Linked DNA regions of Homo sapiens: region 2 is linked to region 1. Evidence: chromatin loops called from intact Hi-C (ENCODE). Cell type or tissue: endothelial cell of umbilical vein. All regions are shown on one strand. Each heading gives the region's core, and the rest is flanking DNA. Links, peaks and the distances in the headings are about the cores only.

What was found. Hi-C counts contacts between places; a loop is a spot of excess contacts. Peaks named below come from ENCODE experiments on the same cell type or tissue, not always from the same donor. Only the 100,000 strongest peaks of a DNase experiment are listed, where the experiment ranks them.
Region 2: it touches region 1 in a loop (35-fold over the local background); 5 of 110 quality-filtered maps call a loop at or near these places.

The regions. Positions count from the first base shown.
Region 1 is chr13:71,472,397-71,483,275 of GRCh38, forward strand. It overlaps DACH1 (dachshund family transcription factor 1), which reads right to left. Exons shown (of 11, transcript NM_080759.6): 8 at 6,773-6,920; 9 at 3,310-3,453; 10 at 2,745-2,813. Among named protein-coding and RNA genes, the nearest start is that of DACH1, 390 kb to the right of the region's middle. In endothelial cell of umbilical vein, for the core only: a CTCF peak has its summit at 5,503 (motif pointing left); no DNase peak of the experiment used is centred there.
Region 2 is chr13:70,618,282-70,629,160 of GRCh38, forward strand. No RefSeq gene overlaps it. Among named protein-coding and RNA genes, the nearest start is that of LINC00348, 390 kb to the right of the region's middle. In endothelial cell of umbilical vein, for the core only: no CTCF peak of the experiment used is centred there; a DNase peak (open chromatin) is centred at 5,200.

The DNA.
Region 1 (10,879 bases), core at 3,116-8,115:
AGAGGTGCATATTTAGGGGTAATTACTTAGCACTCAAGCAGTAAGTATTTAAGTGCCCAACTTCTAGGTGACTAACTCTTGGGCCAAGTGTGGCATTTATTTATTGCCAGAAATGTTAAAAATACATGAAAAAATTAAAAAACCTGTGGGCTTATTTTGTCTTTCCCAATAAATTGAGTTTACTTTGGAATAGAAAATAATTTCAGTTATGGTTGGATTTGGAGCAAGAAATAATACAAAGAATGTCATAACACCTGGGCTTGGGGACAGTTGGAGAGAGAAAGTGATGAGTGTGAGAGGCTGTGTGTGTGTCATTCTTGAATTGTGAAGCAGCAGGTGCTCATGGCTCCCAAAAGGCATGACATAGACCGTTTCACAAATTAGTAATGAGTTCTGGTTCTTTCTTTTTTGCCTTTCCCTTTCTTGTCCTTAGACAACATTTAACTAAATACAGTATTCTTTCTTTGATTGCTTTTGTTCACAGTTAATTGTATTCTGTTTGTTAGCTTCCAAATGTATGAATTTTGTCTGAGGTTAGAAAAAAATTTCAAAGGGCTAATAAAGCTTATTGAATAGGGTGTTAGAATAGCAAATATGATCTCTTTGCTCTGTTATGTTAAGAGTCTTGAAATAGTTTGACTGCTGGTAAAATATCTTTTAGCAACTAACAGCTAGAAACAGATTCATTGACAGTGTTTTTTCTTATTACAATTTGGGAAAAGTCATATTATCTGATAAATATAATGAATAGTTAGTATGTTTTATTAAAAAACAACTGTACATTTTGACCAGTACAACAATGGACAGGCTGAATGAATGAATAAAGTGAGTGAGGATTTTCTATTACAATTAAAGGCAAAAATAATTCCATAAAATGTGTATATGGTTTTAAATTACTATGTATAATTGTTGTACAAATGTTTTGTTTCCCTAACCATTAAGTTGTTGGTGCATAGGTTTACTGTATTCCTCCACTGGTAAGATTCTGGATACTAAAAGGAAAGCAATTTGTGATTAAAACTTTTCTTCAGAATAAGTCAGTCACAACAATGGAAACTGAAAGTTGTCAACATTTCAGCCTCATACAGCAAGACTTTACCTATATTAAAATGTATGTTTGAACATATGTAAATTTGACAAATTCAAACAAAAATAACCATAGCCTTATTAACAACCAACATGTTGTTATGGGTGGCATACATATTATATCATCAACCATACAAAAATGTTTAATCACTTCTTAATATTAACAACGAATCTCTCATTTATATGCAGGACGATATTGTTTCAATTTTTTCTAGATTGACTTCTGACCACCTTGAGGATTCTGTGTATATCAGATGATTTATATGTCACACTTATCTATGGGCTCATGTGCTTTCTGAGACCACTTTGACATTATCTAATGCGTGAATAGCCCCTGCATGTACACATTGGTGCTGATATTTGCATTTGTCTTGTTGGTGCTATTGTCCCTGATAAAGAGGACTGGTTTTTTCATTAACAGTAATTTTGAACATGTGTATGTAAGTTTTATAAGATGCAAGAGGATTCTTTTAATTGTCATAACCATATACATACAAACACATACACAATATAATTGTGCTGAAATCCATAGTACTCTAAAAATTCAGATCTTTTTCTATATCTACAATAGCATTAATCTTGTATATCCAAGATGTCTCATAATAACATATGATTCAAACCTTAGGATTTACAAATTAATTAGAATGGCCTCAGGTAAAATAAATATAGGCAAAAAAAAATCCATTCTTTCCTCAAAAATGTTTCTTCAAGTTTGTGATTGTTACTTCTTGCACATATGATAGTTTACAAAAGTATATTTCCTTTACACTAAGCCAAGAATGACATATTTGGAGCTGATTAAGTAACACAATTAACGTCATATGATATCCTAAAAATGATTGAGTTTAAAATGCAGAATAAAAGCAATTGGGAGGATTATGGCAGTTAATCATTTTAGGCATCCCTTTGAAGAATCACCTTCATTTTAAATAGAAAACAAATGCTCTTGTTACTGTTTAGTATTCATGTTGTTAGGTTGAATTTGTCGTCTGGAATAGATGTTTGCCTATAAATGCTACCTTCTGGTTTTATTCTTTTCTAATAGTACGATCATGACAATATACATATTTAGCTCTTCTGAGCATTTAATACAACTCCCTTTGGTATGCTATATATGATTTTACTCAGCAGATTTGTGTTATTAAAGTGTATATAATGGCATACAGAACATTTGGAATCCACATAGGAACTAAACAGTCTTATTTATTGTTAACATTCAACTAGTCTATTTTGCAGGTACCTTGCAGTAACTGTCATAAAAATGAGTAGTTAGACATTTTTAAATTGTAAGAACTACCTATTTGATTAACCACATATTTTATTTATGTAGCACAGAACTTATAAACCCTTCCTGCATTAGACTGGGCTTCACACATTCAATAAAGCACATTTACTGTGTCCAAGATTAAATCATACATTGTTTAAAATTAATTATTCCTTTTAATTGCATTGTATAAACAGAGATGACCTGTTAATTTAAAGAAAATCTATCAGCACAAAATGAATTCACTCATATAAACAAGCAAGATGAACTTGACCTTGTTTGAACTTGTTTTGATGTGGCCCAGATGGTAGGCTACATGCTTGAATAGCAGGCTAAAGCTGAGGAAAAACTCATATAGCAAGATCTAGATTTATAGCCTTCTGCAAATTCCTACCTTGTATTGTCCTTTCAGCATCTGTTCTGCCGCCACTGCGGTCAGCCTCTATCTCTGGGGTCAGAGAGTCTAAAAGCACAGAAAGGTAAGAGTGACACATATTTCATTTGATTCCTATTGTCCTTTAAAAAAAAAGAGCAACCTGTTACTTTGGTGCTGAATTAAAATTACGTAAATCTTTGTCATCTTTTAAAGGTTGAACAAAAACTGTAACCGTAAGAATTTTCGGAAGATTTGAACAGTAAGCAATGCAACATTGTTCATAAAAGAGGATGGGGTTCGGAAATTCTCAAATTACTATTTTATTGTGCTTCAGTAGAAAAAAATCTGGTTAAGCAGAGAAGTAATGCCAAGTCCCAGATGCTGGAGTTCAGTAAAAAACAGTGGAAGCACCTATAAAATAAGGCATTTTCCCCAACACGTTCTTCCCACCCTGCTTTCAGCTTCAAGTATAGCTGAATGAATCACAAGATATAGAAACATACAAAACTACAAACACATGCCTAAACTGTCCTTTAAGCATTAAAAATGACAGTTATTCATGCAATAATATACACCCTCTTACCATTTAAGACCCTGAGACTATCTGTTGAAGCTGCCTGTTTTAGCGTCTGTTCTGCTTGTTCACGCCGTTTCGTCTCAAACTCAAGTGCTTCCTGCAATTTTCTCTTTGCCTTCTTCTCCTTCTTTAGCCTCTTTTGAACTATGGCTAAAAAAGAGTGTATGCATATTATTATTATTATTTTTAAATTTTCATAATGCTGCTAATTTCCAAATGGTCTATATTTTTTATATTATTCATTTTGTTTTCCTGCTGAACTGAGTCTACCTATAAAAAGAAAGTTCCAAAAATCTCCACCTTTATCTAAAATAATTCCCAGTAAAATAATAAGAAAGCCAATTTTTATTTTAGCCTAGAACTATTACATTACAAGAATGGCTTTAATTGCCATATGTAAAGATAAATTTAATAGGAAACTAATTTTAGTAAATGTTTGTATTCACTGATAAAGGAAGCTTGATTAAATGAATTTTGTGGCTTAGTTCTCTGTCCTTGAATCACAATAGTGCAGAGTCATTTGGATAGTGCAAACGCTTATAAGCATGCCTCCTTCCTATTTCCTCATAGGGCATCAATTTTGACCAGCAAATGGAGCATCTCCCCTAAAAACGCTTTGGAAAGCAATGTTAGACCAACTCAGTTTTTAATAATTTCTTTCTTAAAATTTTAGGAAATGTAATAAATATTTTTTGTACACTAGAAAAAATACTTTTAATTATTGTTAATGTATAGAACAGAAATGTTTTTGTTTGGATGAAGTTACGATGATTTCCTGAGAATATTTTTCTCACAGCAAATTTACAGTACTATGATATATTTTAAGAAAATTATTCTACTTTCACTCTGCAGAAATCTGAGGCAGTATGAACCCCCATTGCTAATAATAATATGCTGCTGGTAACAATAATGAGCCTTTTATATTTAAAAAAATAGATAATACAAAAAGTTGATTATGAAACATTTTTCTCCAACTGGACAATTTAAATATTTGTATATGATACATACTCGATAAATAATAACTACTGTTCTTTACAAAATGTATATCAACTATGTTTTCTGGAGGATAATTGTTTTAACTTTTACTACATATATATGTATACATATGGTAACTACTCAGCATATGGGAATATGCATTTTTCTTTAAAATTATCTTTGTTGATGGTTGATAAACATTGTAGATATCAACGTGACAGACTCAGTATGAGAAAATGCTTCTCTTAGTCATGAAGACTAATCATTCCATATTTACTGTTTGATTTCTTACTACAGATTAAAGAACAGCAACATTTTTAAAGCAGAATAATCAAATTATAAAATAATAACGACTCAAGTATTTTAGTTTTAATTTCTAATTTCCACATAATCCTGTTTTTATTATTATATATATATATATATATATATATTTTTTTTTTTTTTTTTTTTTTTTTTTTTGAGACGGAGTCTCGCTCTGTTGCCCAGCCCAGGCTGGAGTGCAGTGGCGCGATCTTGGCTCACTGAAAGCTCTGCCTCCCAGGTTCACGCCATTCTCCTGCCTCAGCCTCCCAAGTAGCTGGGACTACAGGCACCTGCCACCACGCCCGGCTAATTTTTTGTATTTTTTAGTAGAGGCGCGGTTTCACCTTGTTAGCCAGGATGGTCTGGATCTCCTGACCTCATGATCCACCCGTCTCGCCCTCCCAAAGTGCTGGGATTACAGGTGTGAGCCACCGTGCCCGGCCTATTATTAATATTTTTAAGATGGAAGCTAATTTACATGTCAGGTGTATTGTTGCTGTATCATATATTTTTAAAAACCTGTTTGTATCAAAATGTACACTGGCTATGGTGTTATACGAAAAGAAATTGAAACTGATTTTAAACGTTAATTTCCCTTATTTAATGGTGTGCAAATCATGTGCTTACCTTAACAAAATTACCTGCCTACTGTTTCCCTTTCCAAAAATGATTATTTATGAGTCTCTTTGTAAAGAAACAGTAATTTCTGAAATATTTATTTGGATTGTACACTCTTGTGGCTCTAAAGGCTTAATACCCTGCACTTTGCCATTGACCGCTCACAGTTTCCTCCTACATGATTGAACCAAATGGGATCGTCATGTTCTCTCTCTTCAGGGTGATACACTGCTTCAATAGGCACATTCATAATAGATAAGTATTGATAGTTATTGCCTTGAATTTACTGTTCGTAATTAATTAAATGGGAACTTTACGGTGTGATCTGTGAATGTTTTGCCCTCTAGTGGTTAACGAAAGAAAACAGAATGTAAATCCTCCCAAAAGGTTTGAACCAATAAAATTCTGAAGGTCTCTCCAGTAACCAAAGGGTTACTTTAGGAATCCCCGGGCCTGCTTTTAAGTTCTGTAAAAAAGGACTAAACAAAATTAAGTGAGAACAAAATAAAAACATGGCTGTCTCATGGAAGCTGGTTCCATAGATTGAGTTCTTTGACCCAACTTATTTATTCACTTGGAATACAGCCATTATCAATGTTTACCTTGTTTTGATTATTTAAATACCTGAATCTATGTGAAGCCACATTATTTAGAACTGTGCTATACATCTGAGATGACAGTGTCCCAAAATGACCAACTTCCAGGAATACACTAACTGTTGCTTCGTAATAGCTAATAAAACAACCTGGTAAATCCTGCTAGTTTAAAGACAAAATAGAAACAACTATTTTTAAATGACCATTTCAAACATATAAAGGAAAATAATGTGGAGCATTTATATTGGATATATATTAAATGCATAGTTGAAGCAAAGAGGCAGTTGATTGTAGACAAAATAATCTTCAAATTCATACATAAAATAAACATGCAAATATAAATGACCTTCAAAATTATCTATAGATGCACCATACAGTGTGACAAAAGAAGCAGTTCACAGATCAATAATATTATTTTATCCAATAAGAATTTATATCAGTTTCTACTCTGTGTACTTGACCTTGTTGGATGAAAATGAGGCCTTCAGAAAGAAAATTATACAAACATTTAACTTTGGTCATTTGTTCAGATATTCATCCATTTTCAATTTCAGTTGATAAATATCTTAGTAAACCTGCTTCACTTGAATAATCAGTATTTTCTATTTTAGCTTTATGAGTTTAACTCAAGTTTTTCAAAGGGCAATTGTGAATTAACATAAAATTTTTCTTCATGGCTATCATTAGAGTTTATTCTTATCTTAAAGAACATGAATTTTTAAACTCAACAATCAATAAAAGTTATATAATTAATGATGTAATGGATGTATTTCAATTTCCTGAGGTAGGAACAGAAAAGAAAACATGTACTTTGGAGATTAAGAAATACAATGAGCCTAGGATTCAAATTCTGCTCTGAACTTTAGCTACCGTTAAATTAACAAAAATACTACAATTTCAAAATAAATCACCATCATAGTATTAATATGTTTAATATTTTCTGTAAATATTTAACTTATCTGGAAATTTGGAAATACCTCTATTCTTTTGTTCCATAGCCAACTGCTTCTCAAGTGTTTCCCTTAGTTCTCTTTCCCTTAAAAAATCCATCTTCAGCTCAGTTTTTTCCAGTTGGACCTGTTTCTCTTGAGCTCTGGCATTATCTATGGCAACTTTCAACAGCCCCTGTACAAAGAAGATATTCGGAATGGTAATATTTTAATACAAAGCAAATTTCGTTCATTACTTAAAAGCATTTTCAAAGCAAAGAACCCAGTGATCAAATGACCTAATTCTTTCGCATTCACTCTGCACTCACTAGAACAAATACTATAACTAAAGCATAAAACTCCTAAGTCTAATTAAACTATTTTCGGAAGACAAATATTTATGGCATGCAGGTTTAATTGCTTCTAATTAGAATATCTAGATCCAAAGCTAAGTAGATATTCTAATTAGAATATCTAGATCCAAAGCTAAATAAGGGCAGCACATAAGCATGTCTAAAAAATAAGAACTGAGAAGGAAATTAGGCTGAAACTCCTCCACAAGTAATTATCTGACATGGTTTATGCAACCTTCCAGGATTCTGGCAGTGCTCACCTTTCTCCTCAGAGCTCATTCTCCCACTCCCTACCATGAGCACATAGCCACAATGGTCTCCTTTTGGTTCCTCAATGCAACAATTTGTTTCTGCCCCCACGGACTTTGCTCTTTCTGTTCCCTTCCTGAATGCTTTTCCTCCAGATCTTTGCATGGCTCACACCCTCATTTCATTTCATCTTTGCTCAAAGTCACCATTCAAGAGAGGCCATCTCTTACTACCCTATCTCCAAATGTATCTTATTACTCCCTCCCTAAAATTCTTCATAGAATGTATCATTATGTGGTATTGACATATATTTATTTGTTTACTGATTTATGTTATGTCTTCTTTATTAAAATGTAAGCTCTCTGGGGCAGAGACATGTTCTCTCATTCAGGACTATGCCCCCAGGGCCCAGAAAGTGCCTACTATATACTAGATTTTAAAATTTCACAAATAGCAATTATAGTACTGCTACATTTTTCTTGAGATACGTAATATATTTAAGCGATCTAAAACTTGGTTTAGTAGTGCATTACTTTTTAAAAAGCCATTCAAGATGGTTGTAATAAACTCAGGATAACTTCTAGGAAATGATTAGACAGCATAATAATTTAAAAGAACATATGGAGAAAGCAAAGTTTATTCATACAACTAATGGTGAATATATAAATATGTATATATTTTGACATACTGTATGCTTTTAAAAATTAGCAGTATTTTAAGGTTCTTGAAAATTAGATATGGAAATATGTTAAACATATAAAAAGCATTCTCTGTTTTCTCTCCTAAGATACTTTGAAACAGTTACTAGTAAAAATTAGAGCTAAAACTTCTCTTCAATTCAGCAATACAAAATGAGTTTTTGAAGTAGAAGATATTTTGCCTTGGTCTGTGAGTGTCAGAGACTGAAATTTTCAACTGAAGTTAAAATGAGATGAAAGTTGATGTCATTTGTAGATGTACTCTAGGATGTGACTCCCTTGCAAGAAGACATTGTGAGCAGTTCGAATCAGGAATTTCTACTCCAGCTTGACTTGTAAGCGCAATAGACAGATAGTTTTACTTCAGTCTACCAATATAGTTTATAGCATTGCTGTAAGCCAATTTTATTCTCTTTTGACCACATACAAATTATTCCATATTTGCTATACCTGACCCTGAATCTCCTGGTATAATTCTTGTGATATGAAACAAGCTGAAGAAAGATTTCTCCGTGGCAGGTTGCCCCTCCCCACTCTTTTGTTTAACAGTAAAACATAGCTGCTAAGGAAACTGCCATCTTAACTCAATTCAACAACATTCCTGTGTAGGCTTCTTCTTCGTCAGGAACAAACAATTAGTAACAAATGAAAGAGATCATTACATCAAGTGCCCTTTTAGATCACCCCAATTAAAACTTTAGCTGTATTTTAATTCTAAGATACCAAATTCTAATTTTCTGCTCTGATTGCTCTTGTTGACTTATCTTTGAAAGATGTACTCTGTGTGCAATGTCTAGAGATTATTTAGCAAGATGCCAATGTTGGCACCACTTAATGTGTTGATTGGTTGTATTATCAGTAGCTGTTTAAAATAAATTACTATTAAACTATTATTGTCCTTGGCTGACAAAACACAATATTTTGGTGTTATTTAAATGTGAAACAATCATTATGAATAAACATGTTGAATAATGTTAAACTGCAACTCTAATTTGTGTAATTTTATATTAATATTCGTTGTAAAGAATGAAGTTGCTGAGAGCATTTATGTTTACTGTTTCCTTTTGTTACAATTGCTGCTAATGTGACTAATGGTAATACATTACCTATTCCTGCTGATTATGTCTGAAAAATATTAGCTTTTAGGATCCAATACTCTCTGGGACTACTTATAAGCTATATAAAATTAAATGTAATTTTTAGACTTTGTATCAGTGCATATCAGTAGGAGTCCAGTGTGAACAAAAATCTGTACTAGAGCCAAACTGATGCATATGCAAAAGTATGTTACCGCCAGTGACAGCTCTGCTTCAAAAAATACAGAAAACGGATTAAATTTCAGTGCAGCAGGGGGCTGGGAAAAGCAATAGGATGTAGTGTTCAGAACATCTACAAATCTTTAGGACACCATTGTAGCCATCAATGATAATAATACTTTCAGATTTGTGTAACTTCTGTAAAATTTCCAGGTTGATCACGTGCAAACGGTCACGTTAAATGCTGCATCTCACTTGGACATGCAATATCCAGAAAATGCTGTGGCAAAAATGTGAATGACAAAAAACGATAGAAGGTTTAAAGCATGATTTTTTCTCCAAGGGGAGGATGGTTCTTAGGATACTGAAGTCGGTTAATGACAAGTCTAATGAAATACATTTTAAGTTTATGCCACAGCAATGGTGAGAGACAATAGTTGATTGACCCCAAATTTTTTTTCTGAGTGAGACATAATGGTTGTTATACTACATAAATGTCATTGTTTTCTAAAATAATCTAATTTGTAAATTATTTTCATCATTTTTTAGAGATTGAGTTTTTTTTTTAAAGGGTACTGTATCTAGCAATGTTTCTACAGTTGATACGGCTTAGAAAGTACAATATCTGTCTATATAAGAAGACTTCAAATAATACTGCTAAGAAACATTTCTTAATAACCTAGCTAGATCCTGGAGGAGAAGCTTACTTGATCCATGTTTGTATTTAACATAAATTTATTTCAGAATCAGACAATATCTAAGGTTTCTCGAGTGTCACTGAAACTCATGTGATAAAATTTGTTCTCAATAATGTGTTGCTTCTAATGAAATTAAAACACCTTAGTTGAAGAGGATTTTAGCAATCACCATCCTAACCAAATACTTTTAAAGATGAGAAAACCAAGATGCAGAAGAATCAAGAGACTGACTGAAAATCCCAAATACTGAGTTGAGTGTGCCTAGATCAGAACTGTCCAGCTACTTAGTCTTCTTTATTATTCTTTTAATGTTTCCCTGGTCTCTTTTCAGGGAGAAAAAGAATAATGTCCCTTGGAATCAGGAACTTTTGTAGACCAAAAAACAAACAAATAATCAATAGTACAGTATCAACTGACAGTTTTTTTTTTTTTTTTTTTTTTTGAGATGGAGTTTCGATCTTGTTGCCCAGGCTGGCGTGCAAATGGCGCGATCTCGGCTCACTGCAACCTCTGCTTCCCAGGTTCAAGCGATTCTCCTGCCTCAGCCTCCCAAGTAGCTGGGATTACAGGCATGTGCCACCATACCCGGCTTATTTTTTTGTATTTTTAGTAGAGACGGGGTTTTGTCATGTTGGCCAGGATGATTTCAAACCCCTTACCTCAGGCGATCCACCCACCTCAGCATCCCAAAGTGCTGGGATTACAGCGTGAGACATGGCGCCCGGCCCAACTGACACATTTTCAGAGAAGCTTTTGTAACAAAATATAATACCATACTCTTTAATGCTATGATTATTGTCCTGCAACGCCGATGTATGACAGGAACAAAGAAGAGAAGACTCATAATATATAATTACGATTGAAAATAAAAACATATAATGTAGGGCCAATATATTTGATA
Region 2 (10,879 bases), core at 2,166-7,165, 860 kb before region 1:
TACTTGTCGAAATAAGACATACAAGTGACTAACAAACATATGAAAAACTGCTCAGCATCACTAATCAGAGAAATACAAATCAAAACCACAATGAGATACCATCTCACACCAGTCAGAATGGCTACACTAAAAAATAAAAATAGGGCCTGGGTGGTGGCTCACGCCTGTAATCCCAGCACTTTGGGAGGCTGAGGCGGGTGGATAACGAGGTCAGGAGATTGAGACCATCCTGGCTAACACGATGAAACCCCATCTCTACTAAAAATACAAAAAAATTAGCTGGGTGTGGTGGCGGGTGCCTGTAGTCCCAGCTACTAGGGAGGCTGAGGCAGGAGAATGGCGTGAACCCAGGAGGCGGAGCATGCAGTGAGCCGAGATCGGGCCACTGTACTCTAGCCTGGGCGCCAGAGCGAGACTCTGCCTCAAGAAAATAAAAAAATAAAAAAAATATATAAAAATAAATGTAAAACAGGTGCTGGAGAAGCTGCAGAGAAAAGGGACTGCTTATACACTGTTGCTAGGAATGTAAATTAGTTCAGCCACTGTAGAAAGCAGTCTGGAGATTTCTCAAAGAATTTAACACAGAGTTACCATTTGACCCAGCAATCCCATTACTGGGTATATAACCAAAGGAAAATAGGTTATTCTATCAAAAAGACACTCATATGCATTCTTATGTTCATTGTTGCCCTATTAACAATAGCAAAAACATGGGATCAACCAGGTGTTCCTCAATGGTATATTGAATAAAGAAAATGTGGTGCATATGCACCATGGAATACTATGAAGCCATAAAGATAATGAAGTTATGTTTTTTGCAACAACATGGATGCAGATGGAGGCCACAATCCTAAGTGAATTAATACAGGCACTGAAAACCAAATTGAACTTGTTCTCACTTATAAGTGGGAGCTAAACTTGGAACACACGTGGACGTAATTATGGGAGCAAAGATACTACAAACTACTTGAAGGGAGAGGCAGGCAGGGGGCATAGGTTGAAAAACTACTAATTGGGTACTATGCTTACTACCTGGTTGTTGGGATTCATACCCCCAAGCCTCAACATCATTCAATATTCTCATGTAACATGCTTGCACATTTGGCCCCATATCTAAAAAAAAGCTGTAATGTTTAAAAATGAATAAATAAAATTAATTAGGAAATATCCTAAAAGCCCTATAAAAACAATTTTCATGCTATATTGTTTTTGGTAGATTGTAAGGTCTTTGAATATTTTCTGTGACAGTGGTCACTGTACGTTTGCACCCTAATGAAATAAAAGTGAATCTTTGGCACAACCATCCTGAAAAAATAGATTAAAAGCTATGAAGGCTGGGGGCGGTGGCTCACACCTGTAATCCTAGCACTTTGGGAGGCCGAGGCGGGCGGATCACGAGGTCAGGAGCTCGAGAATATCCTGGCTAAAACGGTGAAACCCCGTCTCTACTAAAAAATACAAAAAAAAAAAAAATTACCCGGGCGTGGTGGTGGGCGCCTGTAGTCCCAGCTACACAGGAGGCTGAGGCAGGAGAATGGCGTGAACCTGGGAGGCAGAGTTTCATACCCCCCCACATCTGATGTTTCAAAATGATATTTGTGCACATATTTAGTTGTTATTTTCCCTGGGTGATAAAATTAACTGTATATGGGTTTTTTTTTTTTCATATTTAGGACATTTGACATATTTTAAAAGGAATTAATCATTTTTTTCTCCAAACCTGTTCCTTTTGCATATTATTTATTACAGTTAAGGATATCATCATCCATCTAACTGCTCAAGCCGGTAAATACAAGGTTATCCTAGAAACCTTCTGCCTTGTTTAGCTCTCACATTTATTTGGTAAACAGGCCTGGATGATTGTGTCATCTAAGTGTTCCACACTTCTCTCTCCTCTTTTAAATACCTAAAGATAGTACATTAGGTCATCATAACCTGGACTATTAATTTATCTGACTCCACTCAATCCCTTGTCCATACTTCAATCAAATGATTTTTCTCAAGTAGAATCTAACCATCTCATAATTTCTCGACAAAATATTTCAAAGTATTTCCTTCCATCTCTTCTCTCCATGCCTTTGAAAAATGATAAACTCTATATTTCTCAGCATGTCATTCAATGGCTTGCATGATTCAGCGTCCATCTCACTCTATGGGTTCATATTTCTGTATTTTTCTTCATGCATCTTATGCTCCAGAAATTAATTGATATTAATTGATGCTGCTATAAGACCTTAAACTTATCCATGCCTTTATATTTTTGCATATGTGTCTTTCTCATTTTTCATTTCTTGTCCTGGAACATTCTCCCTCACTCCCTGCCTCCCTTCTTCCCTGCCCTTTATCTTTAATATATTAGACTGATACATAGTATCTCTCTCTCTCTCTCTCTCTCTATATATATATATATATAAACTATATTAGACTTTAATACATATATAATATATTAGACTTTAATGAATAATCCTCAAAGCAGAAATATACCTTCTATGAGAAAACTTTCTTTTACTACACCCTACTCTTAAATTGATTTACATATGTCTCTGTATGTGTGTATATCACAAAACTATAAGAAAACAAATGTTGCAAGAAATCAGACATACTCAGAAAAACAAGAGGAAATAATGGATACAAAGTTGATGTGGAGGAACAAAATGCAGAGCATCTCCTGGTATTTTAAGAAAATTAGAAATAGAACTGAAGGAAGTGTTATCCATGCTTCCCTGGCATGCGCAGGATTATTTACAGTAATACTTAAATCAAAAAGTTCAGATGCAGTATATTATAGTCCTTTTCTTAACAATGTCAATCATTTTAAGTTAGTAATGGAGTAAAAAAAACAGTCAGGTTTCAATAGCAGGGCAAAACATTGAAAGGACTTGAATAAAAAATGCTCATTATAGCATGTGCTGTAAAAATATGTGGTTCAGATTTCATTTTATGTAATTTTTGAAGAAAATAGAACATAGCTTGCATAATGCATTTCATAGCAATAATATTATTCATGATAGATGAATAAAACTAGAAAATTTGGTTTATTGCTGTGTGTCGTGTCTGAGTAATGGCTAAATGTACTAGTGCTTTCAATTAGTATCATTGCTTTATACAGAGAGTCAAGTGCAGCCAAATTGCATAGAGAGATGAACTGACAATTTGTCAATTCATTGGCTCAATTACATACCCAAAGAACCACTTTGAGTTTTAGATTCAGGGTGGATTATTTACACTGAACCAATTAACCAGTTCAATGATAAATGTCTACTCTGTGAACGTAACTTGGAAGTAAATATATATCTACAAATCATTTAAAACTATTGGCACTATCTCAAACATCTATGTGCCTACCTTCATACCTAACATAATAAAGAGGAAGAAAGTTACCATGTATTTGCTTATGGCTACTTGATCTGAATTCTTTACATTTAGAAAAGTGTTACATTCCTCAATGATGCACTTTAGAAATGGAATGAGGAGCCCTTAACAACAAGGAAATAAAATTGTATCTTTTATTTCCAAAAAATACGTAATTTCTCATACTAGTTTATGGTTTCCTAGAATACAAAGACTCTGTGCATATATTTTTCTAAGTAATCAATTATTGTTATTGGAATTGAAGTTGAATTCATCAATAAACAAAAATAAGATATTTTATGACATATTATAGAAAGTTACATTCAGTTACAAGAAGGATGAAATATTTCAATAAGAAATCCCCACATCATACAGAGACCACCACATATTAGCAGATATTTACTTGATTTACTTAATTTTTTACTTGATACGTTATATTTCCTTTTACATGCTAATTTCCTCGCTATATTTTTCAATCAGTACTTCTTAAGTATTTCAGGAATGTAAATCAGAATACACACATAAAAATAATCAATATTATGGGATTTTTGTTTTTTTAAAAAGACAACTCCAATTTGATCAAAATAAGACTCTTTTAGAAATGTGGTTCTAGAAACTGAGCCAAGGCCAAAAATAGAAACCTGCAAGGTTTGGGAAATGCAATATCTAAAAAAGCCTGAGGTTGCTCTAAATGCCTATGTTGGAAAATATATATGCTTCTGTATCTTTATCCTACAAGGTTCATTTGTTCATTATTCCCCAGATTCAAGCCTTTGCAAAAAATGTTTCCTCTGCCTCAGTAATGTAGTCATAACAATTTTTGTGATTTCGCTGAGACCTCTGACCTTTATGAAGCCATCCTTTAGCATTCTAGCCAGTACTGAGCTTTATTAATTCGGTACCTGTAAAGCACAGGGTGAGATATAAATACAGTGACGTGCTTTTTCAAACTATTTTCTGATATTCATATTGTTGTATTGTACCATAATTTATAGCATCATTTGTTTTGCCTTATTAATTTGGTTATAATTTCCTGAAAGGATTGACTGCACTTTTATTTCTTTTATATTTCCATAATGATTAGCAATGCCTGATCTTTGCTATCATATCACTCAGTTATACTTTTTGAATAGGTCTTACCACTTTCTGAAGTGATCTTGACCATCCATTTATGTACACACTTTTGTTCTATCTCTCTGCACTAAAACGTGAACTTAAAGAATTCAGGGACCTTGTCTTTCCTGATCCCAGCAGTCTCTCAATTCCTAGAACACTTTCTGCTTCTGAGTAGATCCTCAAATATTTGCGAATGAATGAACAGAGCTCTGATTATGTAACAATGGCCAATACTTAACGGTTTACTTGAGCAAGGACTAAGGAGTAAGTGTTATGAAAGTCCAGGCACTGTGAAGGATTACAAAGAGATCCCAGAGAATGGACCAGTAGACGCTTTCAAGCAAATTCTTTCCTTGATCAGTTCAGTGACTTGACAAAATCACTGACACTCTCTTAGCCTCAGCGTCTTGATTTCTAAAGTGAGGCTAATAAATAATTGTATTTCTTCCCTGTATAATCTTGAAAGATGGGTATGTGAAAATATTTGTCAGCTAATACACTATAGCCATACAGTGCTATGATATTGGTACCTGTGCTCCCTGAATTGGTTTCTCTCAGATTAATTATTTTCAGAACTTTAATAGATGTTAGTAAGTAGACTCTCTCTGCATGTATTAATAAATGTATAATTATTCTCTAGAGGTTTATAAAAGGTAATGTACATATATGTAAAAATGTCAATTTAGAGTTAAAATTAATATTCACTTTTCTGTCCATAGATGGCAGCAATGCACCAACTCTTACATAACTTAATAACATTGTGAAAAAGTTATCTGTATACTAAATACCATGTTCTCTTAATAGTACATGAAAATTATTTAAGGGGAACCATAGCATCAATAGAATATGAACAAAAATATATTTTAAAAATCCTCTGCTGCCAGTCTCAGGCTTTTATTCAGTGAACTCAAGGGTTGCTTCAGTTTGCTCAGCGTGGGAGTCTTTGTCATTTTAACTGGATGTCACAATAGATATTGATAAAAATAAACCTCTTTTTAGATAATAGCAATTCAAAACAACACCAAGAAAATGCCCCGTCTTTCAGTAGTGGCTATTAAAAATGGATTAATACATGCACGCAGCCCTCTTTTATTTGTTTAAAAACATTAAAATGACTAGAAAGCGCTTAAATAAAGAAACCTCTTGTACAGAAAGAATAAGGGAAAATAAAGAAAGGAGATTTCCAGATATAGACCTGAAGACAAAGCAAACCAAGAGAAATGGGCCCATGGGAGACAAGAAAAGCTACAAGATGAGATTGAACTGGAGAGAAATATAATAAATCTAAACAATGCCTCAGAATGCCTATCGGAGTACAAAACGTATTTTGGTCCGTTATTGAATTTTGTGCCTAAAAAATTCCCTATCACATGTTGAATCAGATTGTTTTTGTTTTCCCTTCCTAAATTAAAAGTTCATTATAAATACTTTGAAAAATTATACCTATGTTGAGAAGGCAAGTTGTGAAAGAAATATATTTCCATTTTAAATCAAGAGAAAGAAAGTGGTACAAAATTTCTGTGATGCAACATTTAAAATCTGAAAATAATCTCTTGGTATTGAAAATATGTTAGCACTTAATTTAAATGATTTGGTACATACATTTAAAGAAAAAGACATTTAATATATATATAAAGAGAAAGGGAGAGTGGAAAGGCACACCACACAACTGTCCAATATAACTAAAGATAAATGAAGCCCACTGGAGGGAAAGGACTGTTGCATTTCAGCATCTCACAAGGTTCAAAGCAAAATTCCAAAACAGCTTACAGATGTGGGATTTATTCATATCAAGGGTAGGTCTTTTAATACTGACTTATTTAGCTCTTTAACTCTAAAAAATTCCTAAATCCTGTAAATCCTCCAGGGCCTACTATCTAATTATATTGCATATCCCGCATTTCTACCCAATAAAAACTGCCTTATTATTTAATGACTTGACTTTGGAGTCTTTGAAGACTAAATTCTAGTCTGCTGGAAATGAATTTTAAAATGTTTTCTTTTTGCCATAGTTTTAAATTTGGGCCTATATTTTCCATCTCATCATTCCACAATTTGCCATAATCACATGTTTTTCTAAGTAAATATATTTTCACCAATCCAGCAGTACAGATTGAGAAATTATTCTTCAATATTTTGTATTGTTTATTTTTTTTGAGACAGAGTCTCACTCTGTCACCCAGGTTGGAGTGCAATAGCGTGATCTCGGCTCACTGCAACCTCTGCCTCCCAGGTTCAAGTGATTGTCCTGCCTCAGCCTCCCGAGTAGCTGGGACTACGGGCACATGCCACCACGCCCGCCTCATTTTCGTATTTTTAGTAGAGACGGGGTTTCTCCATGTTAGCCAGGATGGTCTCGATCTCCTGACCTCATGATCCACCTGCCTTGGCCTCCCAAAGTGCTGGGATTACAGGCGTGAGCCACCGTGCCCGGCCCAATATTTTTTCTCTTATTGTGAAACTCATTTCTAGACCAAAAAAATATATTCACTTCATGTTATTAGCTCAACATGTATATATTTATATTAACACATAGAAAATAAAATCAACAGTAAGTTCCAAGTTTTTTGCATTATCCTCCCAGAGGAAATAAAACTAACAGGATCAGAAAAATGTGCAGAGAAAGTGTATTTGAAACCAGATTTGGCATAAATTTCAAACTCTCTATTGGTCATATGCTTGGGTTTTAAATTTTTATAAGTTTGAGAGAGGAATCACTCTGATTCTCCTCATATATGCATTAAAACAAATGTGTATTCGAAATAGATTTATATATTTTTTCAAATCAATCTATAGATTAAGATGTATCAAAAATATCTCAATTACTAATACATGAAAAGGTGATGATGGCAGTGAATATTTGTAGAAAGGATAAACTACTTTCTATTTTTGAAAACTAATCTTTTGAAAAGTAAAAGCTTTAAAAATTTTATTATTTCTTTCTTGAATACAACAGTTACTCAGTTGAATTAAAACATAAGGTTCATATTGAACATTGTGTGAAATGTTAATTTTTAAAAATTATCTCCCAAAATGATGTCGAGGGAAAATAACCTATATTGGTTATATCTACATTGAAATATTACTTGGAGGGGTATAGTTACATAGGGAATTATTTTTAGAAAAGTGATTTTATTATGATCATTTACTGTTATTTTGAGTCCCCTTGTTATTTTGAGTGAAAAGATAAGCACAATCTTTATTAAAATAACCAACACAAAAATATTAGTGGAATTTTATAATTGTCCTTTGTCACTTTAAAAACAGTTGGAAAGGTTGAGACTCTACTGTTAAGGAAAAATACAAAACTGTTTCAAGTCAATTTGTACAGCTGGTTTCAAAATCTCTGGCAAAATTAAAATCGCCAATTCAAATGACAAAATGTGTTTTCTGAATGAGTTGTTAATCACTAGAAAGTAAATAGTACAGCTATCTAAAGGAAATTATTTCTGAGACAGATATGTCAAGTAATTTAATCCCCAAATATGTGTGTTATTTTATCATCTTAGAGATGAAAAAATAATCTCTCTTGTTTAACGAATAGTAAGCGATACGGTAAAGAAGGTGCCATAATATGTATGACCAAATGTCCTTGTGCTAGAGTTAGAGTAGGGATCAGACTGCAAATACAATTATTACATACATGTTTAAATGTCTTCTCTCCATTAACAGAAATGATGAAGCTCCTAGAAAGCTAAATGATTAAAAATGTTGGCGGTGGGTGGAGGACAGATTCTAATCTGAAATGCACAGTGTGTATGGCTGCATATCTCAAAAAGCTGTTACAGTGATAGAAAAACAGAAACTGTGAGTTGTACAGTGTTTTTCGAAAGCCAGGGTGGTTGAAATTAAAATGCCAGGAATCAGCCATATGATATGTGGTGCACCTTCTCAGGAGGAAAAATCGGAGGAGGTATTCTAGCATAAAAAAGTCACCATTACAGTATGAGGTATTAAAAATTGCCAATTAAAAGCATATAAAATTATAGTTCATATGGTTCTGTCTTTGAGAATTTAGTTGTAGACTATGGTTCTTTCGCAAATATCTAACTGTTACCAATAGAAGGCAGGAATATTCTGACTCTGAAATTAAGGTCTATTTTTGCATTCTCATTTGTTGCTGTATGCATAAATGTTACAATTTTGTTATGACGAAGATGCTGACATAAAATACCTATATAATAAAATCGTGATATTATATATGTTGAATACACACACACACACTATAGTGTGTATATATATATACACACATATATATAATATATTTTAACATTGTAGGGAATAATACTATATATATATATATATATACTATACATAGTATATATATATTTTTTTTTGAGACGGAGTCTCGCTCTGTCGCCCACGCTGGAATGCAGTGGCGCGATCTCCGCTCACTGCAAGCTCCGCCTCCCGGGTTCACGCCCTTCTCCTGCCTCAGCCTCCAGAGTAGCTGGGACTACAGACACCCACCACCACGCCCGGCTAGTTTTTTGTATTTTTGGTAGAGACGGGGTTTCACCGTGTTAGCCAGGATGGTCCGCGCCCGGCCGGAATAATACTATATTTCAAAGCCTTTCATTGCTCCTACCCATGTGTTAGCTTTTTATTATATTAAATTTACTGCTAATTAATAAGTGCTTATTGATAATTGAACTGAATATTTTGTCCTAAAAATGAAAGCCCTTCCTAGCCGTACTGCATAGTCAACAGATGTGTAACAGAGACCCTTCTTTTCTAATTCCATATCCCCTCCTATAATTATAAGACAATTAAAACTGTTACTGGGTTCATAACCAAAACACATCAACAGATCAGGAGTTTTATTGTCATAACCCCTTAGGATATAGATGGCACCTTTCCATGTTGCTAGTGCAACTACTCGATGTTTCAACACATTTGTTACACAAACTGTTTGAATTTGAGGTTCCAGTCTTCACTTATTTTTACTATTGTTATCTCTTATTCCATGGTTAAACATCTACATGACATTTTATTTAATGGTTTTTCAGTGAAAAGTTATTTACTACAATGGATTCCTTGCCAAGTGGAGGTTATTCCTGATAATTGCTGAAGATTCCTTGTTACCACCACCATGAATTTTAATGCTGTCTAATGAGTCAATTCTAGTGATGAAGGAAACCCCAGGGCAGAGTGAAGACTGTCACTTTTGGAATAGCAGAGGGCATAAATGATCCCTCTAAGCCCAAGGGTTGGAATAGAGAAGATGAGGTAGAAGGAGGTTTAACAATGGAGACTCTTGCATAAACTAAGTGGCAAATACCTTGACAGGTTACAATTACAATATTTCTGCCAAGATGGAGTATGACATCAGAACTCTAGTTAGTTTGCATGATGAAAACATAAAAGTAGCCTCCGTGATATAGAAGATATACAAGAGAATTTTGTTTAGCTAAATCACAAAGCACGAATAAGATAAATGTTTTTTTTTCTTCTACTGACAGACATTTTGAAAAACATCATTTATTGGGCATTTACTGTGTGTTAGAGCCATTACATATAGTACTAATAATAACATTGTGAGGCAGAAATATGTATTTCCTTTTGAATGTTAAGAAACTAAGATTAAGAGAGATTCAATAAATTGGCCTTCTAGGCATAGCTCAAAGGCACAATGCTCCAACTGGGAATTGGGCTTCTCTGACTACAGAGTTAACTATTTTCATGATGCCACAACTTTATCTTGTTTTACAGCGTGTTTTTATAGAGGTATGACCCAACTATGTGGAAACAAAGAGTCAAAAGACATAATACGGATCTAATGGGCTTTTATTTGCAATTCATGAAATGGTTAAGCCTTCGTTCTGCAAAACAGAATTAGAGCTCCACTGAGCAGTAGCAGAGCAATGGGTTTTATAAGATGGGAACAAGGCAACAGAACATCAGGAAAAGGCTCCTTGGTTAACATCAGGTTACTTCAAGCTACTTTTTCCTAAGGGTTCAAGCAAAGGGGTGTTCCTTATTACAATGACTCAGGTAAACTGGAATCTCCTGTTTTCAGGAAAAAACAAACTGGTCTGTGTGGAGATTTATTTGCTGCCTTCCAATTTCAGTTTCATTGTGTGGCATTTAGCATGAGTGACTCCATTTTGGTTTGGTCTGATCTGTTGGGACCCGGTGTAGGAACTCAGTCCAAAACAATGGGCTCCCATAATTTTTGTTTAACCATTGACAGGAAACGCAGCCACTGGCATTTGCCTGGAGCAGTAGTGTCAAGGCTGATTAACAGAGGAGAGAGAAGTTGAGTTGTGTCAGGAAGTAGAAGAGTTTTGTCAGGCAAAAAAAAGATGGTCAGAGAGTTCCATCATAGGGAATATAAAAGGCCCCGGCATGTGAGACACTCTTGAAAAATTCAGCATGAATGGATCACAGGGAATAACAGAGGGCTGTTGAC